Linked DNA regions of Homo sapiens: region 1 is linked to region 2. Evidence: read pairs that join two places in POLR2A ChIA-PET (ENCODE). Cell type or tissue: OCI-LY7. All regions are shown on one strand. Each heading gives the region's core, and the rest is flanking DNA. Links, peaks and the distances in the headings are about the cores only.

Evidence for each region. Peaks named below come from ENCODE experiments on the same cell type or tissue, not always from the same donor. Only the 100,000 strongest peaks of a DNase experiment are listed, where the experiment ranks them.
Region 1: POLR2A ChIA-PET joins it to region 2 with 12 read pairs; 5 of 35 experiments call an interaction of 5 or more read pairs at or near these places.

The regions. Positions count from the first base shown.
Region 1 is chr6:151,206,330-151,222,885 of GRCh38, reverse strand. All of the region lies in intron 1 of LOC102723831 (a long non-coding RNA gene), which reads left to right. Among named protein-coding and RNA genes, the nearest start is that of AKAP12, 25 kb to the left of the region's middle. RefSeq lists an enhancer at 14,311-14,810. In OCI-LY7, for the core only: no CTCF peak of the experiment used is centred there; no DNase peak of the experiment used is centred there.
Region 2 is chr6:151,144,215-151,160,770 of GRCh38, reverse strand. LOC124901432 (a long non-coding RNA gene) reads left to right here and starts at 9,801. Exons shown (of 4, transcript XR_007059813.1): 1 at 9,801-9,882. In OCI-LY7, for the core only: no CTCF peak of the experiment used is centred there; no DNase peak of the experiment used is centred there.

The sequences.
Region 1 (16,556 bases), core at 4,982-12,981, 62 kb before region 2:
CTATAAACTGGCTGGGCATGGTGGCTCACACCTGTAACCTCAGCACTTTGGGAGGCAGAGGCCAGTGGATCACCTGAGGTCAGGAGTTCGAGACCAGCCTAGGCAAAATGGTGAAACCCCATGTCTACTAAAAGTGCAAAAATTAGCCGGGTGTGGTGGCACGTGCCTGTAGTCCCAGCTACACAGGAGGCTGAAGCAGGAGAATTGCTTGAACCCAGGAGGTAGAGGTTGCAGTGAGCCAAGACTGCACCACTGCACTCCATCCTGGGCAACAGGACGAGACTTTGTCTCAAAAAAACAACAAAAAAAAACTACAAATTTCTTTGCATTAAAGAACACAATCAAAAGACTGAAAAGGTAACTGACGGAGTGGCAGAAAATATGTACAAATCATATACCTGAAAAGGAGTTACTATCCAGAATACAGAAAGAACTCCTGCAACTCAACAACAAAAAAGTCAAATGACCCGATGTAAAAGGGCAAAGGACTTGAATAGACATTTCTTCAATAAATAGAAATGATATTCAAATGACTCACCTCACAACCACTAGGATGGCTCCTTTTTTTTTTTTTTTTTTTTTTTTTTGAGACGGAGCCTCACTCTGTCTGTCACCCAGGCTGGAGTGCAGTGGCGCGATCTTGGCTCACTGCAAGCTCCACCTCCTGGGTTCATGCCATTCTCCTGCCTCAGCCTCCCGAGTAGCTGGGACTACAGGCACCCGCCACCACGCCCGGCTAATTTTTTGTATTTTGTTTAGTAGAGATGGGGTTTCACCGTGTTAGCCAGGATGGTCTCGATCTCCTGACCTCGTGATCCGCCCGTCTTGGCCTCCCAAAGTGCTGGGATTACAGGTGTGAGCCACCACGCCCAGCCTGGCTACTTTCAAAACAACAGAAAATAAAAAATGTTGGTGAGGATGTGGAGAAATTTGAACTCTAGTGCACTGTTGGTGGGATTGCGCAAAAGTAATTGTGGGTTTGGCCCATGAATTTTAAATCATTATAACTAGGCCCAGACACATCTTTATTAATCAAAATAGGAACCACTACAATCAACACATTTTTGCCAACAAGAAATAAGTTTGTTTATTCCTGTAGCATAAAAATCTGTACTTTGGGATTCAACGAACTCTTGGAAAGCATTTTCTGAACCCCGCTGGTTGTGGAAGCATTTTCCTTGCAAAAAGTTGTCAAGACGCCTGGTAGTCAATTGGTGAGAGGTCAGGTGAATATGACGGATGAGGCAAAACTTCGTAGCCCAATTCTTTCAACTTTTGAAGCATTGGTTGTGCGACATGCAATCCTATGTTATTGTGAAGAAGAACTGAGCCCTTTCTGTTGACCAATGCCAGCTGCAGGTATTGCAGTTTTTGGTGCATCTCACTGATTTGCTAAGCATACTTCTCAGATGTAATGGTTTCGTCAGGATTCAGAAAGCTGTGGCGGATCAGACCAGCAGCAGACCACCAAACAGTGACCATGACCTTTTTTTGGTGAAAATTTGGCTTTGGGAACTGCTTTGGAGTTTCTTCTCAGTCCAATCACTGGTTGTTGTATAAAATCCACTTTTCGTCTCATGTCACAATCCGATTGAGAAATGGTTCGTTGTTGTTGTGTAGAATAAGAGAAGATGACACTTCAAAATGACGATTTTTTAAAATTTTTGCTCAGCTCATGAGGCACCCACTTATGGAGCTTTTTTCACCTTTCCCATTTGCTTCAAATGCCAAACGACCATAGAATGGTCGACAGTGAGTTCCTTGGCAACTTCTCGGGTAGTTGTAAGAAGATCACCTTTGATGATTGCTCTCAGTTGGTCGTCGTCAGCTTCTGATGGCTGTCCGCTACCCTCCTCATCTTCAAGATTCTCGTCTCCTTTACAAAACTTCTTGAACCATCACTACACTGTATGTTCATTTGCAGTTCCTGGGCCAAATGCATTGTTGATGGTGCAAGTTGCCTGTGCTGCTTTATGACCTATTTTGAACTCGAATTTGCTTTTTGTCTAACATCTTTTTTTTTTTTTAAGATGGAATCTTACTCTGTTGCCCAGGCTGGAGTGCAGTGGCCCAATCTCAGCTCACTGCAACCTCCGCCTCCGGGGTTCAAGCAATTCTGCTGCCGCAGCCTCCAGAGTAGCTGGGACCACAGGCGCCTGCCATCACGCCTGGCCAATTTTGTGTGTGTGTGTGTGTATTTTCAGTAGAGACGGGGTTTCACTGCGTTAGCCAGGATGGTTTTGATCTCCTGACTTTGTGATCTGCCCGCCTCAGCCTCCCAAAGTGCTGGGATTACAGCGTGAGCCACCACACCCAGCCTTATTTATTTATTTTTAATTAAAAAAAAAGAAGTTCTGGAAGTTGGTTGCACAACCATGTGAATGTACTTGACACAACTGACCTATACGCTTAGAAATGGTTTAAGATGATAAATTTTGTGTTATACATTTTGTTACCACACACATACATTAAAAAAAAAAATTAACCGCAAGACTTTGCTCAGTGACCAAAGAGATTGCTTTTCTTTTACAATCCAGATTCTTGAAAGAACAGTCTATATAGCACTAGGTTTTCACCTCTGCCTCATTCCCCAATGCTCTGCCATATGGTGTCTGTGCCTGCCACTCCAGAAGGCTGCTGTCTGTCCCGGCTGCCACATACGGAGAACACGTCTCTGCCTCTATCTTTGTTCATACCCCGCAGCATTTGACGCTGTTGACCACTTCCCTTGGGAAATCTCTTCTTCCCAGTTTTGTCTATCTCTAGGCCACTGCCCTTTGGACTGTTTTGCAGACTTATTTTTGATTTTTTGTTAATATGGCTCTTCCTCAAGGCCCCATCCTAGGCCTTCTCCTTTCTCTCATTCTCTATCTCCATTTATTTATTTATTTATTTATTTATTTATTTATTTATTTAGAGACAGAGTCTTGCTCTGTCACCCAGGTTGGAGTGCAGTGGTGCAATCTCGGCTCACTGCAGTCTCTGACTCCTGGGCTCAAGCGATTCTCCTGCTACAGCCTCCCGAGTAACTGGGATTACAGGTGTGTACCACCACACCCAGTTAATTTTTTGTATTTTTGTAGAGACAGGGTTTCACCATGTTGTCCAGGCTGGTCTCGAACTCCTGACCTCAAATGATCTGCCCACCTCGGCCTCCCAAATTGTTGGGATTACAGGCGTGAGCCACCGCGCCTGCCCATCTATCTCCTTCTTAAGTGAACTCAGCCCCTTTTACAACTTTAGCAGTGTTTGGGAGGAAAAAAATTTATTTTGCCCTTTATTTATTTATCTTACCTTTATTGAGGTCTGTGAGTTAAACAGACAAAAGACAGATCTGCAAGAGAAAAGACAGATTTTTATTCACATATGTATGGGAATGCCCAGAAAAATGTGACTCAAGGAGGCTATTAGAATTGCGGGCTTGTGTATTCCCTTAATAGAAGGAGGGAGGAGGTTTAGGGATACTTGTAGAAAAATCTATGACTCTTAGGAAAGATAAACTGCCCTTAGAAGACTAGATGTAAGATGTGATCATTTTGCAACAACGTCTGTCTGGGTGTGGTGCTGACATCCCTTCTCTGCTCCAGGACAGGGAATTTATGACCTCTTTTGGGAAGCTTTGCTTTTAGGCAGGTAAAGGAGTTTGGAAAAAAATCTATTCTCAAATGCCTTCAGTTCGAAATAACCTTTATTTGCCAAAGTGGCAAAATCTGGAATCTTCCAGTAGCCACTTACTTGCTGAGAATGCCCGAAAGTGTACCTTAGCCCAGTCTCTTTTCTGTGATCCAGAACACACTATCCAGTTGCCTCAGCGCACATCAACAAGAACATCAAAGTGCATTCACCTCCTTTTCCTATAAACCTATTTTTTCTCTTGTATTTCATATCATGCTAGTTCATCAAGCCAGAAAACTTCAAGTCATGCCAAACTCCACATCTCCCTCATCCAGTAATGAAACCTGATTCATTCTGTCTCCTGAGAGCTTTTGGTACTTGTTTCTCTCCCACCATTGTCACCGCGGCAGACTGTTATCATTAGGCCCTTACAATCTCCCCCTTATTATATTGTCCTAATTTACATTACAGCACAGATGTCCAGTGTGACATATGTATGTTTGTGCAGGTTAACTTTAATCTACATTCTAGGAGCTGTTAGTTAACATTTCCAAGACCCTGATCCTGATATTTTTCAACCTTTACAAAGAATACAATTCTGATACAGGTTACAACCTAGATGAAGCTTGAAAGCATGCTAAGTGAAATAAGCCAGACACAAGAGGACAAATATTGTATGATTCTACTTATATGAGGTATTTAGAATAGTCAAATTCATAGAGACAGGAAGTAGACTGGTGTTTCCCAGGGTTTGGGAGGAGGGGATAATGGGGCATTTGTGTTTTATAGGTACAGAGATTTAGTTTGGAAAGATGAAAAAGTTCTGAAGATGGATGGTAGTGATGATGATTACACAATAATATTCATGTACTTAATACGGCTGAATTGCACACTTAAAAGGATTAAAATGATAAATTTTATTAGCATATTTACCACAATAAAAAAAAGAGTGAAGGCTAGGTGCGGCGGCTCACACCTGTAATCCCAGCACTTTGGGAGGTTGAGGTGGACGGGTCACTTGAGTTCAGGAGTTTAAAATCAGCCTGGGCAACATGGCAAAACCTTGTTTCTACTAAAAATGCAAAAATTAGCCGGGTGTGGTGGAGTGCACCTGTAGTCCCAGCTACTCAGGAGATGAGGCTCGAGAATCACTTGAACCCGTGAGGCAGAGGCTGCAGTGAGCTGAGATCGCGCCATTGCACTCCAGCCTGGGTGACAGAGAGAGACTGTCTCAAAAACAACAACAACAACAACAAGCCCAGGCCCTAATCAAAACTCCACCCACAGAAGGTACTTCAGATACCTCATTTAATCTGTACTAGAGGGGCTGGGCACAGTGGCTTGCACCTGTAATTCCAGCACTTTGGGAGGCTGAGGCGGGTGGATCACCTGAGGTCAGGAGTTCGAGACCAGTCTGACCAATATGGTGAAACCTTGTCTCTACTAAAAATACAAAAATTAGCTGGGCGTGGTGGCGTGCGCCTGTAGTCCCAGCTACTTGGGAGGCTGAGACAGGAGAATTGCTTGAACCCAGGAGGTGGAGGTTGCAGTGAGTTAAGATCGTGCCACTACAGTCCAGCCTGGGGGACAGAACAAGACTCTATCTCAAAAAAAAAATCTGTACTAGAGGATTCACTGATCAGCAGAAGGGTGTTAAAGAACATTTTCTTTTACATATATATATATATGTAAATATTTTTTGTATAGGGACCACTGCAATGGGGCCTTGCAGTGGGGTAGAGAGGTTGGGTTCAGCTGCCAAAGATCATTTTCTTTTTATTTGATTGACTGAAGAAATAGGGCCTCACTTTGTTGCCAGGCTAGCCTTCAACTCCTGGCTTCAAGTGATCCTCCCCTGCCTCAGCCTCTCAAATTGCTAGGATTACAGGCATGAACTGCCACCGCTGACCCCATTTTTTAAGAGATGGGGTCTCGTTCTGTCACCCAGGCTGGAGTGCAAAGATCATTTTCAATTGGCAAACGAAGTGATAAAGACAGTGCCTGCTAGAAAGCTACATAAGCACTTACCCTCTTGTACAAATGTGTGCACAGATGAACGCAGTAGCCCAACACCTTCAGAGTGATTCCTTAGTATAGAAATTCTAGAAATCCGGTAGCGTGTCCCCTCCATTCCCATCCCCACTCAGTCACATTTAATGAAGGATTTTTGTTAGAGAAGGCTTGCTGACAACCTGTCCTCAGAGCGTTGTCATATTTGTCATGGGTTGGGTCTTTTGTGTGAGCTATCTCTGCTCCAACAGGCTAGAGAGCTAGGATTTCACCGGTCTTGCTCACACAACAGCATGTATGACTGTTTCTGTGCCTGCTTGCTCCTGACGTTTGTATCTGCTTAAAACCCTGGGGACCTCTTGGCTGCCTCTAATCCTGAGAGGCTGCTGAATTTCTCCTGTCATCCCCCTACAATGCAAATCAGGTCATGTCAATTTCTCACTCCGAATTCTTCAGTAGACCCCTCCGCTCCCTCCCATTACATTCAGAGTAAAATCCCAACTCCTGCCCTCCAGGATCTGCACCTACCTTCCTCTCCCTTCTTCACTCCAGTGTGGAAGCCCTTGAATCTGTCCACACCTCTCTCACCTCCATACCTCTGCGCATGCCATTTGTTCTGCCTACAAAGCTCTTCCTCTCCCTACACTCTTTGGTTTCAGGGAACACAGCTGAATTCAGGGATGCCAAGTCCTTGCCTAGAAGGATATCATCTGTGCCTGGAATTTTCCTTTTTTTTTCAGCACACTTTCAGCAGCAATGAAAGAATCCAGTCTGCATAGAAAGAAGAGTGAAGTAGACACAGTAGAGAGAAACAGATGACTTCTCAGAAGAGGGAAGAGAGAAACCCAGGGGGCAGCTGCCTTTGTTCATAAACCGGTCCAGTTCCTGGGTTCCTTTCCTTCTGGGAGGCATCTGAGCCTCCCGTCCTTGGGTTCTGGGAGCTGGTTGGGAAGCTCTTTTGTAGCCAGTTGAGTCTTGACCAGGATACAGGTCTGCAGACTTATCCCTTTCCTGGTGGTGAGGCCAGCCACAAGCCACCCTGGAAGACCTGCTGGGGGTGGGCTACAGGGGGAGCTGTGGCTGCTCCCCACTCTCCCAGGGCTGGCCACCTGGGGCAGCCTGAGCTCTCTGCTTTTGGAAGAACTGGTTTAGCAATCTGGTATCTTAAAGTCAAATTAGGTAATTTGACTTTCAAGTCCACTCAATTGATCATCAAGAAATAATGTAAAAGGCCAGGCAGTGGCTCATGCCTGTAATTCCAGCACTGTGAGAGGCCGAAGCAGGTGGATCACCTGAGGCCAGGAGTTCAAGACCAGGAGGGAAAACATGGTGAAACTCCATCTCTGCTAAAAATAAAAAGATTAGCCAGATGTGGTGGTGCACACCTGTAATCCCAGCTACTCGGGAGGCTGAGGCAGGAGAATCACTTGAACACGGGAGGCAGAGGTTGCAGTGAGCTGAGATCGTGCCACTGCACTCCAGCCTGGGCGACAGAGCAAGATCCTGTCTCAAAAAAAAAAGAAAGAACGTTAAAAGAGCGTTAAAAGAAATTACTAACAATTTCGTCAGGAGGAACATATCTAACCTCAAAAGACAAGAAGGAAGGGTACCCAATGTAACAGCAGAAACCATAAGAAATGTTTGCCAGGGACAGGTTACACTGAAACTCAAAGCTAATATTAATATGGCATTTCCTTGGGTAAGTTACAGAAAAGTGTTTTGTCCTAGATTCTTCACCTGCATATGCTCCAACCTGAGGCTCTCCTTAGGAGCTTAGGTAAAATGGGAAGTGTGAGTAAGCTATACTCACACTTTTTAAGTTTTTAAGTTAATAACAGCAAGAAAGACCCAAATAGGATTTTCTTTTTTTTTTTTGAAACAGGGTCTCTCTCTGTTGCCCAGGCTGGAGTGCACTGGCACCATCCCAGCTCACTGCAACCTTGGCCTCCTGGGCTCAAGTGATCCTCTCACCTCAGCCTCCTGAGTAGCTGGGACCACAGGTGTGTGCCACCACACCTGGCTAATTTTTAAATTATTTGTAGAGATGAGATTTCACTATGTTGCCCAGTCTGGCCTCAAACTCCTGGGCTCAAATGATCCTCCTGCCTCGGCCTCCAAAGTGCTGGGATTACAGGCATGAGCCACATTGCTCGGCCCCAAAATGGGATCTTGAAGTCAATAATTATATTCTTTTTTTCTTTTATAGTATTTTACATACTTATGGGGTACATGTGAGTATTTGTTACACACATAGAATGTGTAATGATCAAGTCAGGGTATTTGTGGTATCCATCACCCCATGATGATTATTTATTTTTTCTTTTTTTGGGAAGTAGATACTGTAGAGTATTTATTATTTCTATGTGTTGGTAATACTTTAAGTCCTCTCTTCTAGGTACTTTGAAATATACAATAAATTGTTGCTAACTATAGTTACCATCATCTGCTATTGACCATTATAACTTACTTCTTTTATCTAACTGTATGTTTGTACCCATTAACCAGCCTCTCTTCATCTACCCTTTTCCACCTGCATACCCTTCCCAGCGTCTGGTATCTATCGTTCTACTCTCTTCTTCCACGAGATCAAGTTTTTTAGCTCCAACATATGAGTGAGAACATGCAATTTGTGTCTTTCTATGCCTGGCTTATATTACTTAGCATAATGACATCCAGTTCCATCCATGTTACTGCAAATGATATGATTTATGTATGTATATATATATATATATATATATATATATATTTTTTTTTTTTTTTTTTTTTTTTTTGAGACAAAGCCTCGCTCTGTTGCCCAGGCTGGAGTGTAGTGGCACGATCGCCACTCACTGCAACCTCCACCTCCCAGGTTCAAGCAGTTCCCCTGCCTCAGCCTCCTGAGTAGCTGGGCGAGTAGCTGGGATTACAGGCGCGCACCACCATGCCTGGCTAATTTTTTTGTATTTTTAGTAGAGACAGGGTTTCGCCGTGTTGCGCAGGCTAGTCTCGAACTCCTGACCTCAAAAGATCTGCCCTCCTCAGCCTCCCAAAGTGCTGGGATTATAGGAGTGAGCCACTGACCCCAGCCACAAATGATATGATTTTATTCTTCTTCATAAACCAATAGTATTTCATTGTGTATATGTACCACATTTCCTTTATTTGTTCATCCACTGATGGATACTTAGGTTGATTCCATCTCTTGGCTATTGTGAATAGTGCTGCAATAAACATGCAAGTACAGGTATCCCTTTGATATACCGATTTATTTTCCTTTGGGTAAAATATTCAGTAATGGGATTGCTGGATTGAATAGTGGTTTTGTTTTTGTTTTTGGAGAAATCTGTATACTGTTTTCCATAATGGTTGTACAACTTTACATTCCCACCAACTGTGTACAGTTTCTTTTTCTCAGCATCCTCACCAGCATCTGTTATTTTTGGTCTTTTTAATAATGTGATTACCTGACAGATTCTTCCTGTCTGCTGCACAGACAAAACCAATTGCTGAGACTGTGGTGTTACAGTAAAGTAAGAGTTTAATTAACACAAGGCCAGTCACGTGAAAGAACTAGTTACCACTCACATTGATCTCCCTGAGAACTCAGAGGCTAGAGTTTTAATGAATAATTTGGTGGGCAAAGACCTAGGGAATGGGTGCTGCTGATTGGTTAAGGATGAAGTCCGAGGGGTGTGGAAAATTGTCCTGTACTGAGTCTGCTTCTGGGTGGGGCCACAGGACTGGTTGAGTCATGAGTCACAGGTCCAGGTTGGGTCAGTCGGTTGCCAGAACACCAAAGTCCGAAAAACATCTTAAAAGACCAATCTTAGGTTCTACGATAATTATGTTACCTATAGAAGCAATTGGGGAAGTTCATAAATTTTGTGACCTCTGGCCACATGGCTTCTCACAGTAAGCAATTGTAGAAACTATGTCTACATTTTAGCGGAATTCAGGCCCCTCCTTTAATCCTAATCACCTTTTTTTTTTTTTGAAACGGAGTCTCGCTCTGTCGCCCAGGCTGGAGTGCAGTGGCACAATCTCGGCTCACTGCAAGCTCCGCCTCCCGGGTTCACGCCATTCTCCTGCCTCAGCCTCCCGAGTAGCTGGGACTACAGGTGCCCGCCACCTCATCCGGCTAATTTTTTTTTTGTATTTTTAGTAGAGGCGGGGTTTCACTGTGTTAGCCAGGATGGTCTTGATCTCCTGACCTCATGATCCGCCCACCTCTGCCTCCCAAAGTGCTGGGATTACAGGCGTGAGCCACCGCGCCCGGTCAATCCTAATCACCTTTCACAAAGGTGAGTTTTGGCCCCTGAGCAAAGAGGGTGTCAGTTTTAAGGAGGGACTATTATCATCTTTGCTTCCAAGTTAAATGTAAACTAAATTCCTCCTATGGTTAGCTTGGCCTGTGACCAGGAATCAGCAAAGACAGCCAGCTTGCGAGGCTAGAAGGAAGGTCGAGTCAGCCATGCTAGATTCTCTCACTGTCAGAATCTTTGCAAAAGCGGTCTCATTAATAGCCATTCTAACTGGGGTAATGTGATTATCTCATTGTGGCTTTGATTTACATTTCTCTGATGATTAGTGATAATGAGCGCCTGTAATCCTAGCTACTCGGGAGGCTGAGGCAGAGAATCGCTTGAACCCAGGAGTTGGAGGTTGCAGTGAGCTGAGATTGTGCCATTGCACTCCAGCCTGGGCAACAAGAGCAAGACTCCATCTCAAAAAAAAAAAAAAAAAAAAAAGGTCCCGTTAAAAAGTGGGCAAATGGCCAGGCATGAGGGCTTATGCCTGTAATCCTAGCACTTTGGGAGGCTGAGGTGAGTGGATTGCTTGAGTCTAGAAGTTTCTTCATGTACCTATTGGCCATTTGTATGTCCTCTTTTGAGAAATATGTTGTCATTCGCCCACTTTTTTTTTTTTTAAACAAGGTCTTACTCTGTTGTCCAGGCTGGAGTGCAGTGGTACTATCAGGGCTCACTACAGTCTTGATCTCCTGAGCTCAGGTGATCCTCCCACCTCAGCCCTCTGAGTAGCTGGGACTACAGGCATGTGCCACCATGCCCAGCTAATTTTTTGTATTTTTAGTAGACACAGGGTTTCACCATGTTGCCCAGGCTGGTCTTGAACTTCTAGACTCAAGCAATCCACTCACCTCAGCCTCCCAAAGTGCTAGGATTACAGGCATGAGCCCTCACGCCTGGCCATTTGCCCACTTTTTAATGGGACTTTTTTTTTTTTTTTTTAGATGGAGTCTTGCTCTTGTTGCCCAGGCTGGAGTGCAATCGCACAATCTCAGCTCACTACAACCTCCGCCTCCTGGGTTCTAGTGATTCTCCTGCCTCAGCCTCCCAAGTAGCTGGGATTACAGGCGCCCGCCACCACACCTGGCTAATTTTTGTATTTTTAGTAGAGACAGGGTTTCGCCACATTGGCCAGGCTGGTCTCGAACTCATGACCTCATGATCTGCCTGCCTTGGCCTCCCAAAGTGCTGGGATTACAGGCATGAGCCACCGCGCTCATTTTAAACATTTTATTGTTGACTCATTTGAGTTCCTTGTGTATTCAGGATATTAATCCCTTGCAGGGTGAATGTTTGCAAATAATTTCTCCCATTCGACAGGTTGTCTCTTCACTCTATTGTTCCCTTTGCTGTGCAGAAGCTTTTTCATTTAATATAGTTCTATTTGTCTATTTTTGTTTTAGTTTTTTGTTGTTTTGAGATCTTAGCCATAAAATCTGCCTAGACTAATGTCCTGAAGTATTTTCCCTGTGTTTTCTTCTATTAGTTCTGGGTCTTATATTTAAGTCTCCAATCCATCTTGAGTTGATTTTTGTATATGGTGAGAGATAGGGTCCACTTTCATTCCTCAGCACCGTTTATTGAAGAGAGTGTCCTTCCCTCAGTGTATCTTCTTGGCACTTTTATTGAAAATCAGTTGGCTATAAATACATGTATTTATTTCTGTATTCTGTATTCTGTTCCATCAATGTATGTGTCTTTTATACTAATACCATGCTGTTTTGTTTACTATAGCTTTGTAACATATTTTGAAGTCAGGTAGTGTGATACCTCCAGCTTTGTTCTTTTTTCTCAGAATTGCATTGGCTATTCAGGCTCTTTTTTGGTTCCATAAGAATTTTATGATTTTTTTTTCTAATTCTGTGAAAAATGATATTGGTATTTTGATAGGGATTGCATTGAATCTGTAGATTGCTATGGGCAATGTGGTCTTTTTTTTTTTTTTTTTTTTTGACGGTCTCACTTTTTCCCAGGCTGGGGTACAGTGGTGCTATCTCAGCTCACTGCAGCCTCCAGCTCTTGGGTTCAAGTGATTCTCATGCCTCAGCCTCCCAAGTAGCTGGGATTACAGGCGCCTGCCACTATGCTTAGCTAATTTTTGTATTTTTAGTAGAGATGGGGTTTCACTGTGTTTGTCTAGGCTGGTCTTAAACTCCTGACCTCAAGTGATCCACCTGCCTCGGCCTCCCAAAGTGCTGGGATTACAGGCGTGCGTGAGCCACCACGCCTGGCCAATATGATAATTTTAATGATATTATTTCTTCCAGCTTATGAGCATGGGATGTCAGTCCATTTGTATGTGTCCACTTCAGTTTCTGTCATCAGTGTTTTGTAGTTCTCTTTGTAGAGCTCTTTCACCTCCTTTGTTGAATGTATATTCCTGAGTGTTTTATTCTTTTTTTATAGCTACTATAAATAGGATTGCTTTCTTGATTTTTTTCTCAGCTAGTTCATTATTGGTGTATAGAAATGCTACCGATTTTGTACATCAATTTTGTATCCTACAATGTTACTTAATTTATTTATTAGATTTAAGAGTTTTTTGGTGGAGTCTGCGTTTTTCTAGATATAAGATCATATTAGCAGTAAAGAGGGACAATTTGACTTTCTCTTTTCTAATTTGGACGCCTTTTATTTATTTCTCTTGCCTTATTGCTCTGGCCAGGACATCCAATACTTACATTCTTTTTTTTTTTTTTTTTTTTTTTTTTTGAGACAGAGTCTCCCTCTGTCTCCCAGGCTGCAGTGCAGTGGCGTGATCTTGGATCACTGCAACCTCTGCCTCCCCGGCTCACGTGATTCTCCTACCTCAGCCTCCCAGGTAGCTGGGACTACAGGTGTACACCACCATGCCCAGCTAATTTTTGTATTTTTAGTAGAGATGGGTTTTCATCATGTTGGCCAAGCTGGTCTCGAACTCCTGACCTCAAGTGATCTGCCTGCCTTGGCCTCCCAAAGTGCTAGGATTACAGGTGTGAGCCACCTCACCCAGCCTACAGTACTTATATTCTTACACGGCTCATATCTGTAGCTGATTTCCAATGGGAGAAACCGAGGGACTGTTGATATAAAGCTGCACATGAAAACAAGAGGTACCATTATCTCATGAACAGCTTCCAACTGTGCAGAGTCCAGGCATTCTCACCTGATCCTCCAGAAACACTACCCCTGGTCTGCAGGCTGATTTGCTGCTGACACAGAGAGGCACCCAGCAGAAGCAAGGACTCACGTCTACAGAGAACACTTAATCACATTGTCGGGGCTAGCTGGGCTCCTTGGGAAATGGAGGGTGCAGTGGGCGCCAGGGCAGGGGAAAAGCTTATCGAGAACAAGAGCAGGATGCAGGGAACGAGCAGAAAATAAACCTGAACTCTGTCTCGATTACAATTAAGTGTTTGCCACCGGAAAGCAATTTAAACAGACAGCAGCCACCTCAGCTGCTAGTGCCTGTGGGCTCGTATGACCAATCCCGGCCGTGTAGCTATTCTTAGTCACAGTTTCTCCCGACTCAATCTGCAGTAGAAGTGAAGAGACTCTTCTACCTGTAATACAGAGCTGTCCTTCCTCCCTTTATCCTTGATTTTTACCCTTTGTTCTGCAGTCTCTGTTAGTGTGTGTTCTGGACATAATAAAATATGGCTAGTTAATTCAAGCAAAAGCTTGCAGTGACTTGGCAAAGCATTATCAAGATGAATGGGAGGACAGGCAGAGGATAAAATGAGGTTGAAACTGGCTTGCCTTGTATTCAAAAATCCTAACTCCTCTTTTTACTGATTATCTTAGCTATGCATTTTTTTGTAAAGCCTCTTGAATTCAAACTGGATAAAGCTTTCTTTCTTTCAAATGTGCTTAATAACTAGGACCTGCATCTGACATTCACTGTGTCATTGCAGTGACTATAAATGCTTCCTTTAAGTCTGTGTAATTTCTAAATCAAATGTTCAGAAACCAACAGAAATGTTTATTCTTGGATAAATTAACTATGATTCAACAACTTTGTGCTCTAATTTATGGAAGAGATTCTCTCTCCATCAGTGACTTTGGCTGGGTTGTGTTAGAGATGAGCAATGCGCATCAGTGAGGCTTGCCTGGATCTTCCTTGTCAGGTTGGGTATGTCTCATAAAATTAGTTGAAAGGGCTGGGCATGGTGGCCCATGCCTGTAATCCCAGCACTTTGGGAGGCCCAGGTGGGTGGATCACTTGAGGTCAGGAGTTTGAGACCAGCCTAGACAACATGGCAAAACCCTGTCTCTACAAAAAATACAAAAATTAGCGGGGCATGGTGACATGCGTCTATAGTCCCAGCTACTGGGAAGGCTGAGGCAGGAGAATGACTTGAACCCAGAGGCGGAGGTTGCAGTGAGCCGGGATCACGCCACTGCACTCCAGTCTGGGTGACAGAGCAAGACTTTGTCTCAAAACAAAAAACAAACAAAAAAAGATTAATTGAAACGTAAAGAGAGAAATTGCAAGTGACAGGAGCACCTGAGTCACAGGGGTGGCACATATACAATGGGTGTGGACTTTGTGAAGGGAAGGATGAGAGTGTGTCATACTGTGGCCAAGATCACAGCCTTTACTGCCAGACAGATCCGACTCTACTGCTGTGTGACCTTGGATGGATTGCTTAATGTCTCTACACTTTCATTTCTGTTTTATCATGTGTGAAGTGGGGATATAAAAGACAATCTAGGCCGGGCGCGGTGGCTCATGCCTGTAATCCCAGCACTTTGGAAGTCTGAGGCAGATGGGTCAGGAGTTCAGGAGTTCGAGACCAGCCTGGCCAATATGACAAAACCCCGTCTCTACTAAAAATACAAAAAAATTAGCCAGGCATGGTGGCAGGCGTCTGTGGTTCCAGCTACTTGAAAGGCTGAGGCAGGAGGATTGCTTGAACCTGGGAGGTGGAGGTTGCAGGGAGCCGAGATCACACCACTGCACTCCAGCCTGGGTGACAGAGCGAGGCTCCATCTCAAAAAAAAAAAAAAAAGCCAATGTACAAAAGATTGTTGAAAGGATTCCATGAGATAAAAGATGCAAGGCATTAAGCCCAGGAGAGAAACATTAGCTGTTGCCATTTTTTTTCTTTTCCTTCAAGAGTATGCTAATTTATTTTGTTACTGTTCTAATCCTAGCTCTACCTTATGACTGTGGAAGCTTGGGCAGGACTGCTGAAACCTGGTTCTTCCTTTCTAAAATGGGGCTGTTAACATCTTCTTGATGGGATTACTGTGAGAATGAACAGACAGAATGATGTGTGTGAAGAATGCCTGACACAGACAGTGCCTGGCAGAGTGCATGCAGTCAATCAATTTCAGGGCCCCCTTCTCACTCCTGACCCCTTCATGGAGAGACCACAGGCCGAAATCATAGACGCTCTGGATGTGAGGTACTATGATGAAAGCCAAAAATCAGGGCATGGTGGCTCACGCCTGTAATCCCAACACTTTGAGAGACCAAGGCGAGCAGATCATCTGAGGTCAGGAGTTCAAGACCAGCCTGCCCAACATGGCAAAACCCCACCTCTACTAAAAAAAATACAAAAAATTAGCCAGGCGTGGTGGCAGGCACCTGTAATCCCAGCTACTTGGGCGGCTGAGGCAGGAGAATCACTTGAACCTGGGAGGCAGAGGTTGCAATGAGCTGAGATCGCACCACTGCCCTCCAGCCTGGGCCACAAGAGTGAAACTCCAAAAAAAAAAAAAAAAAGCCAAAAAACAAAAAACAACTCCCCCGATGATTCTGATGTGAATGAAATCAGGGTAAGACCCTACATTGTCTAGAGGTTTGATGGTAGATCCTGGGACAGTGAAACTTATCTACTTCTATTTTTCTTCTTTTGAAACAAGGTCTCGCTATGTTGCCCAGGCTGGACTCAAACTCCTGGGCTCAAGCGATCCTCCGAATTCAGCCTCCAGAATAGCTGGAATTAGAGGTGTAAGCCACCACACCCAGTGCTACCTACCTCTATTTTCACCACAGACATAGAGTGTAAGTTCTCTTACTCACAAATGCCAGCCATTGGTCATGAGGAAAATCAAGCTCATCTTTATTCCTGAAAATCCATTTTCTTAGTCAGCTGGCGCTGCCATGAAAAAATACCACAGGCTGGGTGGCTTAAACTACAGTCATTTATTTCTCATAATTCTAGGGGCTGGGAAGTCTAAGACCAAGGTGCTGGCCTATATGGTTCCTGGTGAAGGTTCTCTTTTGGCTTGCAGATGGCCCCGTCCCTTTGTTTCCTCACGTGGAGAGGAAGAGAGGGAGAGAGAGACCAAGCTGTCTTGTGTCTCTTCTTATAAGGGCACTAATCCCATCATGAGCGCCCCACCTTCACGTCTGCATCTAAACCTAATTATTAACACCTCACAAACGCCCATCTCCAAATGCCATCACATTCCACATTGGGGGTTAGAAATTTTAGGAATATAAATTTGGGGAGGGCAGAACTCAAACCATAACACCAACTCCAAGAGCAGGCTTTGCTAAGTAAAGGTTGGTTGTGCTTTAGAGCTCTAACAGTTCTGGGAGGTCATTGTGAAACAGGCCTATTGTCACTTGTTGAAGGTTGTGCAACTCCTAGTGGCTGAACCATCAGATTCCAAACTTCATTCTTTTCATTATATCAAATAAATGGCCTTGAA
Region 2 (16,556 bases), core at 4,803-12,802:
TGCATGCAGAATTACTATGATGTGGGCATCTTGAATTCATTACTCCTGTGGTTTATAGGGTATATTTAAAATGTATACACTAAAGTGAATATAAACTTTATGGTTCATTTTGCCCAAGAGAAAGGGACGGATGAGAGGAAATTAAAGCTGTGCTCTGGCACACTCACCATGGAGCTTCACCCGCTCAAGGCAGCTGATACCGCTGGGTCCTGGAGGTCTGCACAGCGCCCCTTCCCGGGACTACCTCCCTTTGGGTGGTGCTCAGTTCTCCCGGGGCTGACAATTGTGTTCTCAAAGTTTCCCAGGCATCACTTGAAAATCTGCTCATACGAAACCACCTCAGAGCTCGGAGCGAAATTGCTCACGTTTTTCAGGTGTATGGATGCAATTATACAGCTAACAATCTGGGGCTGTTGCTCACCTGTGCATAGGCATTTATCAATCATGCCTAAACCTTCCAGGAGATGGGTCCAGAGATAAACGACTTCAGGTGTGACCATGACATTCAAGGCTGGGAAAGCAGACTTGAAAAGTTTCATTTAAGGGATCTTGATTTTCAGGTGAGGCAGAACCCCCTAATGTAGAGAAGCTCTGATGAAATGCAGGGCAACCCCGGTTGTCGTGGCAGTCTAGCTCTTGTTAAAGTTCTTAAAGTCACTTGTGGTCACTAAGTTGTCTGGATGAAATAAGCAGTACCTGCTAACTTTATGGATAAAATAAATCATAATATTTAAAATACTCAGGATAGTGATTGACACATAGTGTTGTATGCTATTTGTTTCAAAGTCTGGTTTCCAAAGCAATGTCATCTCTCTCCTCTTCTCTCTCTCTCTCTCTCTCTCTGTCTCATCTATGGAGAGACATTGGTTTTGAATCGAGGCCCTACCACATTGCAACTATGCAATTTAAGGCAGGTTAAATAATCTTTCTTTGCCTCAGTTTCTTCATCTGTGCAATAGAAATACAAATTGTACATTGCAATAATATTTTGAGGATTTCATAAGTGACTATTTAAACTCTTAAAGTCTCTATAAAATAAGAGCTGCAGGCTGGGTGTGGTGGCTCACTCTTGTAATCCCAGCACTTTGAGAGGCCGAGGTGGGAGGATTATTTGAGCCCAGGACTTTGAGACCAACCTGGACAACCTAGTGAGAGGCTGTCTCTATTAAAAAAAAAAGAAAGAAAGAAGAAAAACTCTGTAAGTGCTGGGTATTATAATTCTTATATCTGGATCGATGTTAATAATAGTATTTCTGAGTGGTAGAATCATAGATGAATGTCTACTTCATATTATGTTTGGTAAATTGAAGCTTCCCCTGGCTGGGGTACATTTTCTTGGTCTTCCTATGCTTTGTGTGCTTAACCCTGTGTCTGGCTGATAGTAGCTGCTCAATAAATGTTGAACTCAGCTGCTAAGATTGCATTGCATGGGCCAGGTGTGGTGGCTCATGCCTATAATTCCCAGCACTTTGGGAGGCTGAGGTGGGTGGATCACTTGAGCTCAGGAATTTGAGACCAGCCTAACCAACGCGGTGAAACCCCGTCTCTACAAAAAATACAAAAATTACCTGGGCGTGGTGGCGCACGCCTGTAATCCCAGCTACTCAGGAGACTGAGGCAGGAGAATTGCTTGAACCTGAGAGGTGGAGCTTGCAGTGAGCCAAGATTGCACCACTGCACTCCAGCCTGGGTGACAAGAGTGACACTCTGCCTCAAAAAAAAATAAAAAATAAAAAATAAAGACTGCATTACGTAATCAGTACTTCTCCCAGATACCATATCCATGGTCATTGTCTCATGTTTTCATAGCTTTCTAGGAAGTTTCTGGAACAAAATTGGTATGAGATGAAATAAAGCCTAGTAAGTACCAATTCACATGAACATATCCCTCACAAAATTGTGTCTCTTTTTCAAGACTGTGGAGGGCTTAGATAACAGGTTCTGGGCTTGTGCTCTCAAGGGAGGACCCTCTGTAAGCCTGTGCTATGTGATTTGCCATAAAAACAACAAACAAACTACCAGTTAATCATCTGCATATGTGGCCCATGTACTGCTGGCCCCCGGGAATGGTAAGTAAATGGGATTTTTATGGAAGTCAGACCTCTGAACAGGCAGTGAAATTGGCAGTCATGGAAAACATAAACAGCAAAAAACACGATTACAAGAAAGCATTTATGGTATGATTTCATATGCATGTAAAACTACATATATAAATCTTATATGCATATACGTAGGGAATGTCTTCAAATACAAATGGTAGTTATCTTTGGTAGTGGGATTTAGTGCAGTTTTTTCTCTTTGTTTATACTTTTTCTATACAGAAAAAATACACATGATTATATATGAGGAAGAAAAAAATAATCATGCATCAAGGGAACTGATTTGTTCAATAGACTTCAAAAATTAACTGTAAGGGGCTGGGCGCAGTGGCTGACGCCTGTAATCCCAGCATTTTGGGAGGCTAAGGCGAGAAGATCACTTGAGCCCAGGAGTTCAAGACCGGCCTGGGCAACAAAGTGCTACCCCCTACCTCTACAAAAAATTTCAAAATTAGCCAGGCGTGGTGGCACACATCTGCAGTCCCAGCTACTTGGGAGGCTGAGGCAGAAGGATTACTTGAGCCCAGGAGGTGAGGCTGCAGTGAGCTGTGTTTGTGCCACTGCCATCTAGCCTGGGTCATATAGCCAGATCCTGTCTCAAAAATATATATCTATATAAAACAAGCAAACATTAACCATAAGGATTTGAAATCTGTTGTCTAGTAGGTTTTCTAGACTTAGCAAATAACAATACAGGACACCTAGTTAAAGTTTGATAAACAATTGTAAGTATGGCCCCATATAATATTTTGGGCATTGCCTCTTTTTTTTTTCTCCAAAAAATGAAAAGAAATGTAAAGTAGGAGTATAACTTCTTCTACACTTCTACCATTATTTATATTTCTTCTCATTCTTTTCTCTGTAAGTAGGTTTTACATGGTCTGGAGTCATACCTTGTGTGTGCAGTTTTCATTCACTTAACAAGTCATATTGGTTCCCTATTGGGGACCAGGCGCTGTGCTAAGCACTGGGGATACAGTAGGAGTAACACAGGTTTGCTGTTGCCTCTACTCAACATAAAATCATTTTGCACAGTTTTTGCATTAAAAACTTTAAATGGATGCATAATCTGCTATCAAGTTATTATATTCCATTTTACTTAACCAATCTTCCATTGTGGCTTAATTTATTCATTTGTTTGCATATTAGCTTTTTGCTGTTGTAAATAATAGTGCCCTGAATGGATTTGTACATCGAGTTTTCTCATGTTTTTGAATTATTTTATTTTAAGGATAGACACTTAAAAATACTATTTTAGGCGGGGCACAGTGGCTCACACCTGTAATCCTGGCACTTTGGGATGGGGAGGCAGCTGGATCGCCTGAGGTCAGGAGTTCGAGACCAGCCTGGACAACATGGTGAAACCCCGTCTCTACTAAAAATACAAAAATTAGCCTGGCGTGGTGGCGCATGCCTGTAATCCCAGCTACTCAGGAGGCTGAGGCAGGAGAATTGCATCATGAACCCAGGAGGTGGAGGTTGCATTGAGCCAAGATCGCACCACTGCACTCCAGCCTGGGCAAGAGTGAGATTGTCTCAAGAAAATTAAAAAAAAAAAAAAAATTATTTTTAGGCTAGTTGGAATTTCATAATAATTTCTTTAGAAAAGGTTAATTGGCCAGAATGACAAAAAGAATCAAAGCCTATATATTTCCTTTTACTTTATTTTTATTTTTATTTTATTTTTTTGAGACAAGGTCTCATTCTATTGCCCAGGCTGGAGTGCAGGTGCCATCTTGGCTCACTGCAGCCTCAGCCCCCCAGGCTCAAGTGATCCTCCTGCCTCAGCCTCCCAAGTAGCTGGGACTACAGGTGTGCGCCACCACACCTGGATAGTTTTTTTGTATTTTTGGTAGAGACAGGGTTTCACCGTGTTGCCAGGCTATTCTCAAACTCCTGGGCTGAAGCAATCCACCCAGCTCATCCTCCCAGAGTGTTGGGATTACAGACGTGAGCCACTGCATCCGGCCAAAGTCTATATTTCTTTGCCTGCAAATACGTTTAATTATCTTTCCATATATGTGTTCACAAATTTTATTTGGCGGGTTGTCTACTCATTTTGTGGGGAAGGTCTTGGTGATGTTTCTTACTTTATGAAATCATATAAAAAGGCTATTAAGTTTGTATAATATTTATTTTTGCACTTTTCAGCCTATTGGTGCCTTATTTTTGGTTATTGATTTTATTTTTATTTTTTACTTAGGGCAATTTAACATTGTATCTATTAAAATCTGTTCATCTTTTGATTTCAAGTGTTTCTTAGTATAGAATGTCATTTTTCTATCTAGATGTTTACCACCTATTTAATTTATTTTATTCTTTTTTATATTTTAAAATATATTAAAACCTTAAATCATCTGGAACTTATTTTGGTATAGGTTTGTAGTGAATAACAATAGGATTTTTATTCCAGATGACCTATATATTATTCCCAAAGAAAACTGCATTTTTCTTTCTTTCCCTTTGACTTTTATAATGGCTTTTTCTCATGTATTTAATTTTATTGTATAATAAGGCTTATCTTTGGATAAGCCTTGTATACCATTATCACACTGTTCTTTATTATGAAATCTAATAGCATAGTATTAGAAAGTATTATAGTATTATATGATAAAGTATACAGAATGCAAATTATTACAGTTTTACAATATACTGTTAAATGTTAGAGTAATTCTCCTAATTCTAGAGTCTTCTTTCTGAAAAAAATATTAAGTTCTACAAAACTTCCATGGGGATTTGAGTTGGAATAGCAGTAAAGGTATACATTAATTAGATAACAATGGACACTTCTCCACCCAGGGACATGAATGTCTCTATTTATTCAATTCTCCTCCTATCTATATTTGTTAACCAAACCTTATCTTGATTTCAGTTTACATTTCTCTTATGAAGGTTACACATGGGTCTCTCATACCATCATGGCTGGGTCCCACTAGATCCACCCTGATCTACTCAGATCAGCTCCACTTTTGTCTGCTTTATATATTGTCTCTAAATCATCTTTTAGAGTTATGCAATTTAACATGATGTGAAAAATCACTGGACTAACCAATGTGTTAAAATCCCTTCCACTCAGAAAAGCTTGATTCTATTGTCTCCAAAATGCAGGGTGCTTTCTTGCCTCTGCCTTTGCTAATATTGTTCTTCCTCCTACCTGAAGTGGATACCCACTCCAAATCTACATATCCCCAGCTATTTGGGAGGCTGAGGCAGGAGGATTGCCTGATCCTGCAGAGGTAGAGGCTGCAGTGAGCCCTCCAGCCTGCACTCCAGCCTGGGCAACAGAGTGAGACTCTGTCTTAAGAAGAAAGAAAGAAAGAGAAAGAAAGAGAGAAACACAAAGAAAGAAAGAGAGAAAGAGAGAAAGAAAGAAAGAGAGAGAGAAGAAAGAAAGAAAGAAAGAAAGAGAGAGAGAGAAAGAAAAAGGAAGGAAGGAAGGGAAAAAGAAACAACAGGACCAGCCTGGGCAACACAGCAAGACTCTATGAAAATTTAATTTAATTTAACTCAAAATAATAATAAATAAAATATATAAATAAAAAAAATAAATAAAAATAAACACCTTCATCAATGTCGCTCCTAAATCTTTTGGAGATTTCATGTATTACTGACAGACACACTCGTGGTTAGCATGAACAACTTAAGATTTACTGAAACATCCAGATTTATCCTGTGAAAATACAGTTAACTTCTTATATTCCAGTGAGTGAAAAGGCATGGATTTGAAGATTTGTCCACAGAGTGATGAATGGCTGTACTCTCAGTTTCTATCTGTGTGAAAATCTACTCGTCCTCACAGTCACAAGTTCTTTACATACTAGAAAATGTGTGAGAGATGGAGGTAAGGGGTGGCAGCTGTGGAGGCCAAAGTGGGTTTTTTTTTTGGTTTGTTTACCAACTAGATTTTGCTCTGGTTAAGACCGCATGGTACAAACCAAGAGAGATTTGTGTTTTCCCGTGTAGCAAGACATTCTAAATAAATGTTCCTTGAAGAGGGGACTTTTACAAACTTTGGCCTGGAACTTTGGCAAAAATCCAAAAAAAAAAAAAAAAAAAAAAGAAGGAGTGGACAGGAGCAGCATGGAACTGGGCTGGGGGGTGGAGTCAGCAGTTGAGCTCACAGCAAACAGCTTTTGAAGGTATTTTTTCAGCTCTTCTTTGTATTAATATAAGATATAAAGAAAAGCAACCTTTTTTGAGGGTCTGCTGTATGTCTGAAGTGCCCCCCTAACCAAGTCTCAGTGTGTAACCTCAATTTGACAACTGTTGGATACAAAGCCTTAGGCTAAAAGTCTATAATCCCACAGTCTGTAATCCCCTCCCTCATCCCTCTTGCCCCATTTATCAGGGCATCCATCTGAACTTCACAAGGAAAAGAACTTGGTACCTTTGGCCCCTTCTCAACCATATAAAAGCACCAAAGCAGGACAATGTAGGGATAGAAAGTATCTTAGAAACTACTAGTTTGCCAGGGCTACCAAATAATGTATGCCAAACTGGGTGGCTTAAAATAACACAAACACATTGTCTCAGAGCTCTGGAGGCCAGAAGACTGAAGTCAAGGTTTTACCCATGTTCTCTCTGAAACCTGTAGGGAAAAACCTTTCCTTGCCTCTTCTAGTTTCTGGTGTTTTCCAGCAATCCTTGATGTTTTTCGGCTTGCAGCTGTATCACTCCACTCTCTGCACCTGTCACCACATGGTCATCTTCTCTCTTGTTTCCCTGTCTCTGTCTCTGTGTCTCTTCTCTTCTTCTTCTTCTTTTTTTTTTTTTTTTTTTTTTTTTTTTTTTTTGAGGCAGAGTCTTGCTCTGCCACCCAGGCTGGAGTGCAGTGGTGTGATCACAGCTTGCTGCAACCTCCGCCTCCAGGGTTCAAGCGATTCTCCTGCCTCAGACTCCCGAGTCGCTGGGATTACAAGCGTGCGCCACCACGCCCAGCTAATTTTTGTGTTTTTCTTAGAGACAGGGTTTCGCTATGTTGGCCAGGCTGGTCTTGAACTCCTGAGCTCAAGTGATCTGCCCACCTCGGGCTCCCAAAGTGCCGGGATTATAGGCGTGAGCCACTGCACCAGGGCCAGAACTTTTAATATATCTCTTGCAGGGAGGGGACACAATTCAACCGGTAAGAGAGAGCATCTTCTTCCGCTCATTCCTTTTCGTTTGGTTTTGAGGAAAGTTAGGATCTCAGAGGTTGAGTTGGAGAGTCAATCTGTATGAAATGGTACATTATTATTCTTGGCAGTCCTAGTTTCAGGAGACTGGAAACCCATCTTGCTCTAGAGTAGGCTGAAAGGAGTTCTTGGATCACAGAACCTAAAGAAGAATGAACCATCCGACTGTGAGAGGTCCTCATTCCAGCCTGGCTTCCGAAGCTACTAGAACTAGGGGCGCCAGTGGGTCAGGATGTTTCTTATTCTCTTATTTGGGCTTCATTCTCTTTTGAAAGGATTTCTTTTAATGGTAGGTAACGTAGTCAGTTCCCAAGTTTTATCCTGGGAGTTCTTAGTTCTAGAAAAGGATTGCCTTCAAGGCTGGATCCCAAAGGCAGATGCCCTTGGGGAGAGAGCTGGTGGCCCATGGGGATAGGCGAGCTTGATCTTGGACCAGTGAACTTCCACCAGAGGAAGGGAGCACCATAAAAACAGGCCAGTTTCTGACCAGGCACAGTGGCTCACGCCTGTAATCCCAGTACTTTGGGAGGATGAGGCGGGCGGATCACTTGAGGTCAGGAATTTGAGACCAGCCTGGACAACATGGTGAAACCCTGTCTCTACCAAAAATACAAAAAGTAGCCAGGCATGGTGGTGCATACCTGTAATCCCAGCTACTCGGGAGGCTGAGGCAGGAGAATCACTTGAACCCAGGAGGTGGAGGTTGCAGTGAGCCGAGATGGCGTCACTGCACTCCAGCCTGGGCGACTGAGCGAGGCTCTGTCTCAAAAATAAACAAATTAAAAAAAGGGCAGTTTCTGCAGGAGTCTCACAGGGGAAGACAAGGGGAACAGGAGGCTGAGGAGACAATATGAGAGATGTCCACTATAAAAAGATAATTCAAGGGCGAAAATCCAATTTTTATGTAAATTATCCAGATGGGCTCCAATGCTTATTCATATTCACCAAAGAAATTGCTCCGTTCTCTATTTTATGTCATTTAGGAGATCAGGTTTATGTCTGTGCCCCAGGGAAAGGACCCATGACATTTACTACATTTGAATTCAAATAGTAATTTTAGATTAATTTGAAAATTGATTAGGTCAGATGTTTCTACAGACATGTTTTTGCCCTTTTATGCTATAGGGGGTCAAATATCCATTTATGGGTCCAGGATTTATTTGTAAAAACAGACTTTCAAGTCAATTACTAACATCCACTGGAGTTTAAACATGACCATTTTTAAAGTGCATATTTTCTCAAAAATATCCTTCTTTTAATTTCTTTTAAAGCATTTGTTTATGAGAAACAGGTAACTATGCAAACTCTAGGACTGTCATAAATGAATTAAATGTACTTATTTCTGGATTATCACTACTGATTGTCAGGCTTAATCAGTTAGAAAGTAAAAGTAATTTTTACCTCTTTCTGCTAAACTAGAGGACAGAGTGAGTATGGGAAGATGACCTTTTTCCTAGCAAAACGGCAAATTCTCAAGGTCCTAAATGACAGATTGCTCTCCTGAGTCCCCGGCTTGGCTCCCAGTTGCCAAAAGGCCATCTTCATCGGGATATGTGCGGACACCGCACACTCAGCTCGTGCAGAACAACTTCACCCCAAGGCTCCTCCAGCACTCGCTCCGTCAATGCCATCATCATCATCCATGCTGGGCAAACCTAGGACCCAGACTCCTCTTTCTTTTCCCCCCTTTCCCTGCCTTCCATGTGTCCTCCAAGTTTGACTCAGGACACTACCTATGTCAGTGGTTTCCAAACTTGTCTGAGGATCCGAATCCCCTGAAAGACTTTTTTTTTTTTCTTGAGATAGCTGGAGTGCAGAGCTGTGACGTTGGCTCACTGCAACCTCCGCCTCCTGGGTTCAAGCAATTCTCCTGCCTCAGCCTCCCGAGCAGCTGGGATTACAGGCACATGCCACCATGCCTGGCTAATTTTTGTATTTTTTGTAGAGATGGGGTTTCACCATGTTGGCCAGACTGGTCTTGAACTCCTGACCTCAGGTGATCCACACGCTCAGCCTCCCAAAATGCTGGGATTACAGGTGTGAGCCACCGCACCCGGCCCTGCTAAAGGACTTCTAATGAATTCAGATGTGGAGTCCCCTCCCTAGAGACTGAGTCAGTACATCTGGAAGTAGCCTGAGCATCTGCATTTTAAAGTCCTCCCCAGCCTCCTAAGGCGATTTAATAATGACCAGGATTTAGGACCAGCTGTCCTAAGCATCTCCATCCCCACTACTGCTGCCCTGGTTCAGCCCCCAGCACCTGCAGCCCCGCTTCTGCACTCAGGCTCTGCATTCTCTCAGCCATCCTCTACCGCATTCAACAATACCACAGCACACACATTGAATGCCTATTTTTTTCCAGGTACTTTGTTAACCAGTGGAAGCACAAAGATGAACAAACCATACTCCTCCCCTCAAGACAACTCTTTCGTGAGGGAGATAACCCAGGAAATAGGAGTCTATTCATGAGACCGCTGCTCTAACTAGAAGAATAGGAAGTACCAGAAGGTCACAAAAGAGGAGCTGATTAGCTCAACCTGAGAAAGTCTCCCAAAGCTTCACAGCGGAAGGAATGCTGAAGTGGGGATGAAGAGGTGTTGATCAGAAAAAAAGTAAGGATGGGAGGGAGGGAGAGGACATTTCAGACAGTGCTAAGCATGGGGGTAATAGGACTACACTGGTTTTTTTTCTTTGTTGACTTGTAGTAAGCGTAGTTTCTGTTCTTATAGGCAAATGTTGGGTTCCTTCTTTCTTTTTCTTTTTGTTTTTGTGGATACATAATAGGTCTATATTTTTATGGGGTATATTAGATTTTTTTTTGAGACAGGGTCTTACTCCATCGCCCAGGCTGGAGTGCAGTGGTGCAATCTCAGCTCACTGCAGTCTCCGCCTCCCAGGTTCAAGCGATTCCCCTGCCTCAGCCTCCCAAGTACCTGGGACTACCAGGTGTGTGCCACCATGCCCAGCTAATTTTTGTATTTTTAGTAGAGATGGGGTTTCAGTCCTAGCGCAGTGGCTCACACCTGTAATCCCAGCACTTTGGGAGGCCCAGGTGGGCGGATCACAAGGTCAGGAGATCGAGACCATCCTGGCTAACACGGTGAAACCCCATCTCTACTAAAAATACAAAAAACTAGCCAGGCGTGGTGGTAGGCGTCTGTAGTCCCAGCTACTCAGGAGGCTGAGGCAGGAGAATGGCATGAACCCAGGAGGCGGAGCTTGCAGTGAGCCGAGATCAAGCCATTGCACTCCAGCCTGGGCAACAGAGTGAGACTCTGCCTTAAAAAAAAAAAAAAAAAAAAAAAGATGGGGTTTTACCATGTTGGCCTGGCTGGTCTCGAACTCCTGACCTCAAGTGATCCACCCGCCTTGGCCTCCCAAAGTGCTGGGATTACAGGAATGAGCCACCACATGGGGCCCATTCCGTGCTTTACAACTCCCAGCTGTGGCAGTCAGCTAGGCAAGCCACTTAACCTTTCTGAATCTGTTTTATCATCTTGTAAACCAGGTTTAATAATAATTACCAAGTAGGCTTGAGGATTTAAAGAGAAAAATGCTTATTAAAACATTCCCAGCCTAATGTTCTCTTTCTTGACATGGGTGGCTACACAGGCATCTGCTTTGTGAGAATTCATTGAATTGTATGTTTTTTTGTGCACTTTTCTGTTTGTGTGTTGATGTCAATTAAAAAGATGTCAATTAACAATTGTCTAGCTTGCTGGCGTCTTAATAAATGTTCTAGATATTGGTTCTCTTTCCTCCTTGTTTTTTCCTGTTGGAAGCAGATTACCAGAGCTGGGTTGGATGGCTAATGCAGGAATGACATGCCAACATTTGCAAGAGGTGGAATGTGCTGTTACATTGAAGTACAAAGAGCAGTAAGATGAAATTTAATAGGAACCAACATGCAGGAGGTTCAAAAAGAAACAGCACAAGTAATGAGTGGAAGATGTGATTTAAGAGGAATTATGAAAAAGCTCAGAGATTTTAACTGACGCAAACGTAATCTGAGTCAACAGCCCAGCTTTGCCACTAAACTCTGCGACCCTCTGCAAAACAAGCAAGCGGATAAACCCAAACTGTAACCAAACCAAAACAGAAATCTCAATACAAGGTTAGGTTTCTGTAGTGGGGTAATGCTCAAATCCTAGAAATAAATACACCCATTGATTTCTTCATCCATCAGATCATATCTACATTGTAGGCTTTCAGTCATGGAAGCCTCTTCTTAGGATGGGCCTAGACCATTGACCATGTCCAGAGTTCAGTGACTAGAATCCTGAGAGATCTTAAAACCATGGCTGGGCACAGTGGCTCACACCTGTAATCACAGCACTTTGGGAGGCCAAGGCGGGCAGATCACTTGAGGCTAGGAGTTCGAGATCAGCCTGGCCAACATAGCAAAACCCTGTCTCTACTAGAAATACAAAAATTAGCTGGGTGTTGTTGGCTCACACCTGTAATTCCAGCTACTCCAGTGGCTGAGGCACAAGAATCGCTTGAGCCTGGGAGGCGGAGGTTGTAGTGAGCTGAGATCGTGCCACTGCACTCCAGCCTGTGCAACAGAGCGAGACTCTGTCTCAAACAAAACAAAACAAAAAACAAAACAAAAAACCCTCATGTCAATCATATAAAGATCTGGAGAATTTTTAGCTTTAAGAAAATATTTGGAGGCTGGCTGGGAGGGCTTCACATATTTGAAAAGATTTTGTCAAGAGTGATTGGATTTATTCTATGTAGTTCAATAAAGGAAAACAGTTCAACAGGTGAAAGTCTGGAGAAGCGTATTTTGGGCCATTTTAAGGAATGAGGTAGCTCATGACTGGGGCTACCTAAAAATGGAATGGATTCCCTGCCTGTTGCTGGCAGTATTTAGCAGAGGCTCTGTGGCTACACATCATGGCCATTATAGATTGTATTTTTATTTTAGGTGGGATGACAGATTATATGCCTCTGTTACGGGTTAAATTGTTTCTCCAAAAAAAGATAGGTTGAAGTCCTAACCTCTAGTACCTGTAAATGTAACTTTATTTGGAAATAGGTGCTTTGCAGATGTGATCATATTACGATAGGGTCATTAGGATCCAGTAAGACTGGTGTCCTTATGAGAAGAGACACATGGACAGGGAGAAGGCCATGTGGAGACAGGCGTGCAGAGGGGAGGTGGCCATGGAGCACCGGAGGCAGAGAAATGTGTCATGCAGCCGCAGGCCAGGAACGCCAAGCATTGCTGGCAACAACCAGAAGGCGGGAGAGAGAGCACAGCTCTGCTGACACCTTGATCTCAGACTTGCAGCCTCCAGAACTGCGAGAGAATACATTTCTGTTGCTTTAAGCCACTCAGTTGGTGGCACTTGGTTTTCCTAGCAGCCCTAGGAAACGATTACAGCAAAACCCCTTCCCTTTCACAGCCTTCAAATCCTTATTAGCCAGATGGCAACAATACAGGCAGGCCTGCCCCACCAAGTTATCTGACATACAGATTGCTCCGGCCTTCTGCAGCCACCCCCATGGTGACCGTCTTGCCCCTCAACCCTCTTGTCCTTGGCACCCCCTCAGCAATGCCCATGACTGCTGAGTGCCTGGGAGACCCTGTGCCCCATTTTGCCCTTCCCTTCTAGCCCTGCTTTCAAGCCCAGTGTTGCCCAGGGCTCTGAGTCTGGGGGCTCTGCGAGGCCCACGGTGGAGGCCAGCCAGCTACAAGAGCTCTGTCTTGCTGTCTGTAACAATCAATAGACATTGAGATCTCTAGCCCCCGACAGAGGGAAAAGGCTTTCTGAGATGCAAACAACTCACCTACAAATGAACTTCTGGAATACACCGTCATTTGTGAGTGCAGGAACAGTCTGTGTCGGACGCTCGGGCCCAGTTTGTAGATAAAGTTGTAGCAACACAGCATATTGTAACATTCACCAGTCCAGAAAGGTGCTGAGAGGGCTCAGAAAGCAACTCATTTTTCCTCCCACTGAAACTCAGGAATGTCCTTTGAGGACTTTTGCTGAGATATGCGAATGATTTGCTTTTCAAAAAAACTGTAAGTCAGGACCTCCGTGTGATTCTCACCCAAGTCCTTCTTATCATGTGCAGAACTTCTCTGGGTGCCTGATTCTCTCTGTGGTGGCAAAGAGACGGGGCCTGTGTGGGCCAAGGCGCAGAGCCAGAGAGGGAGGGTTTGGGGCGTTCTCCCAAGGACAGCAAGTACAATGTGGCCCTCCCTCTGACCTCCTTTGAAAGACATCGAGGGCTTGGAGTCCTTGCGTCCCCTACAATCCAGTGTGTCCTTGATGGAGTGATGCTGCTCTCCCTGCATTCCACCTCAGCCAAACAGCTCCACTTACCCCCTTTATATATTGGGGTGTCACATAAGATTGTACTTGGTAAGAATGTCCCCTGCTCACATATGTATGCATGTGTGTACCAGTTTGAAGGCCACTCTTTCTAGCCTGGAAGCACATCTCAATGGGTTTCATGGTGGCCCCTGCAAAGACATGCCTTGCCTTAATCCCTGGAGCCCATAAGGTGATGTTCTTTGGAAAAAGGATCTTTGCAGATGTAATTAAGTTAAAGATCTTGAGCTGAGATCATCCTGACTTATGTGGTGGGCTGTAAATCCAATGACAAGAGTCCTTATAAGAGAGAGAAGAGAAGAAAACACAGATCGAGAGAGAAGAGGAGGAAGTCTTGTGAAGACAGAGGCAGAGATTGGAGTGATGCAGCCACAAGCCAAGGAATGCCTGGGACCACCAGAAGCTGGAAGAGATGAGGTAGGATTCTCCCGTGGAGCCTTCAGAGGGAGTGTGGCCCTGCCAATCCTTTGATTTCTAACTTTTTTTTTTTTTGGATGGAGTCTCGCTCTGTTGCCCAGGCTGGAGTGCAGTGGCCCAATCTCAGCTCACTGCAACCTCCGCCTCCTGGGCTCAAGCGATTCTCCTGCCTCAGCCTCTTGAGTAGCTGGAATTACAGGCGCTGGCCACCATGCCCAGCTAATTTTTTGTATTTTTAGTAGAGATGGGGTTTTGCCATGTTGGCCAGGCTGGTCTCAAACTCCTGACTTCAGGCTATCCACTGGCCTTGGCCGCCCAAAGTGCTGGGATTACAGGCATAAGCCACCATGCCCAGTCTGATTTCAAACTTCTGGCCTCCAGAACTAAGAGAAATTTCTGTTGTTTGAAGCCACCACGTTGGTGGTACTTTGTCAAGGAGACTAGCAGAAGCATTGTGGGGCACGTGAATGTGCCGTCCCTGTGAGAAGGGAACAGGGGATCCTGCCTGTTCCTAACCCACCACTGGGACCTACCTGCACACACTTGGTGCTTACCCGTGATCTCAGCACCATGTCAAAAGGAACATTGTAATTCTACTTCCGGGAATCTACCCTGAGGAAATAACTGAGAAAACGTGCAAGGCTGTAACTCTAAAAATGTTCATCACAGTTCTGCTTGGAATAAAGGAAAGCTGAAAACAATCCACATGTCTCACCATAGGGGATCAATTAATTAATTATGCTGCAGTCATACAAAACAATCCTATGTAGCTGTTAAAATAACATTACAGAAATGGAACTCTCGATGTGGAAAGATGTTACTAATTTACTTGTATAAAAATACATTATGGTGAGCTTCAAATCACTGATAAGTTAAAAAAATACATTACGGTATGAACTCATAAAAAAATACGTAAGCACATGTATTACACATTATACCTAGAAAAATCTAGAAAGAACGGCTGGGCGCGGTGGCTCACGCCTGTAATCCCAGCACTTTGGGAGGCTGAGGCGGGCGGATCACGAGGTCAGGAGATTGAGACCATCCTGGCTAACACGGTGAAACCCCGTGTCTACTAAAAATACAAAAAATAGCCAGGCGTGGTGGCGGGTGCCTGTAGTCCCAGCTACTTGGGAGACGGAGGCAGGAGAATGGCATGAACCTGGGAGGTGGAGCTGGCAGTGAGCTGAGATAGCGCCACTGCACTCCAGCCTGGGCGATAGAGCCAGACTCTGTCTCAAAAAAAAAAAAAAGAAAAATCTAGAAAGAAATGTTGACGGTGGTTTTTGTTGAGAGCGTAGATGTTTTACATTCTTTTGCTGCTCTGTATTGCTTGTTATTAATATATAATATAATAATAAATTATATAATATATAGTAATATGAAAAATAGTTGTAATAATAATAAAAAGCAATCAAAGACATTTATTTCATTTGGGGAAAGAAAAAACCCTGAAACTTGTCATCAGCAACATAGTGAGGAATATCATTTTGCCACGTGGAGGATTTAGGGAGACATGTTGGTCCAGCACCAGGAAAGCCCTTGCTCCCGGGAAGTCAGAAAGAGATGCTAGAGGTTGCAGTGTCAGGAGTAGGCTAGTAAGCAGGGCAATACTTAATTAGAAAAATGCAGACTTCTCGCAGCCTTCTACATGCTACCATCATTGTAAATCTCCAAGAGATGTCTGCATTACCACCTCCCTTCCACCTAATTTGATCCCTAAGCCAGGAACATAATCTAATACTCCTGCTCTGAGAAACATACTTTAGGAAATTTTGGGATACCATTTGACCTAAAGCAGCTCAACTGAGTTAAGAGTAAAACTACCCAGATACAAATTAAGGAAGAATGTTTTCAGTTTTTATATTGCTGAGAAAGACAGACTTCTCTGAAGTGAACATAAGCAACAGTGAGCTGTAAACTGAATGCAAGTTAACTGTGTCTTAAAACAATATTAAAAGTCTGGCAAATAAGAACAGGGAGTTTGTTGTTGATTAGATCCTTTTTGCTGTTTGGGCTCTGTGTTTAGAAGGAATGCAGAAATTTTACAGAGGGTCTTGAGAAGGGTGGCAATCAATAAGGATAGGAGCAGGCTAGGTGCGGTGGCTCACGCCTATAATCCCAACACTTTGGGAGGCCGAGGCGGGCAGATCACGAGGTCAGGAGATCGAGACCATCCTGGCCAACATGGTGAAACCCCGTCTCTACTAAAAAAAAAAAGAGAAAACAAAAAATTAGCTGGGCGTGGTGGCAGGTGCCTGTAGTCCCAGCTACTCGGGAGGCTGAGGCAGGAGAATGGTGTGAACCCGGGAGGCAGAGCTTGCAGTGAGCTGAGATGGCACCACTGCACTCCAGCCTGGGTGACAGAGCAAGACTCCATCTCAAAAAAAAAAAAAAAAAAAAAAAAAAAAAAAAAAAAGGATAGGCGGCCAAAGAGGAGAGGGAGAGCTGAGGAGAAGGAAAATATTGACAGGTTTAGCTGATAGTTTGAACACGGTGGAAAGTGTCAGTGTACATGAAAG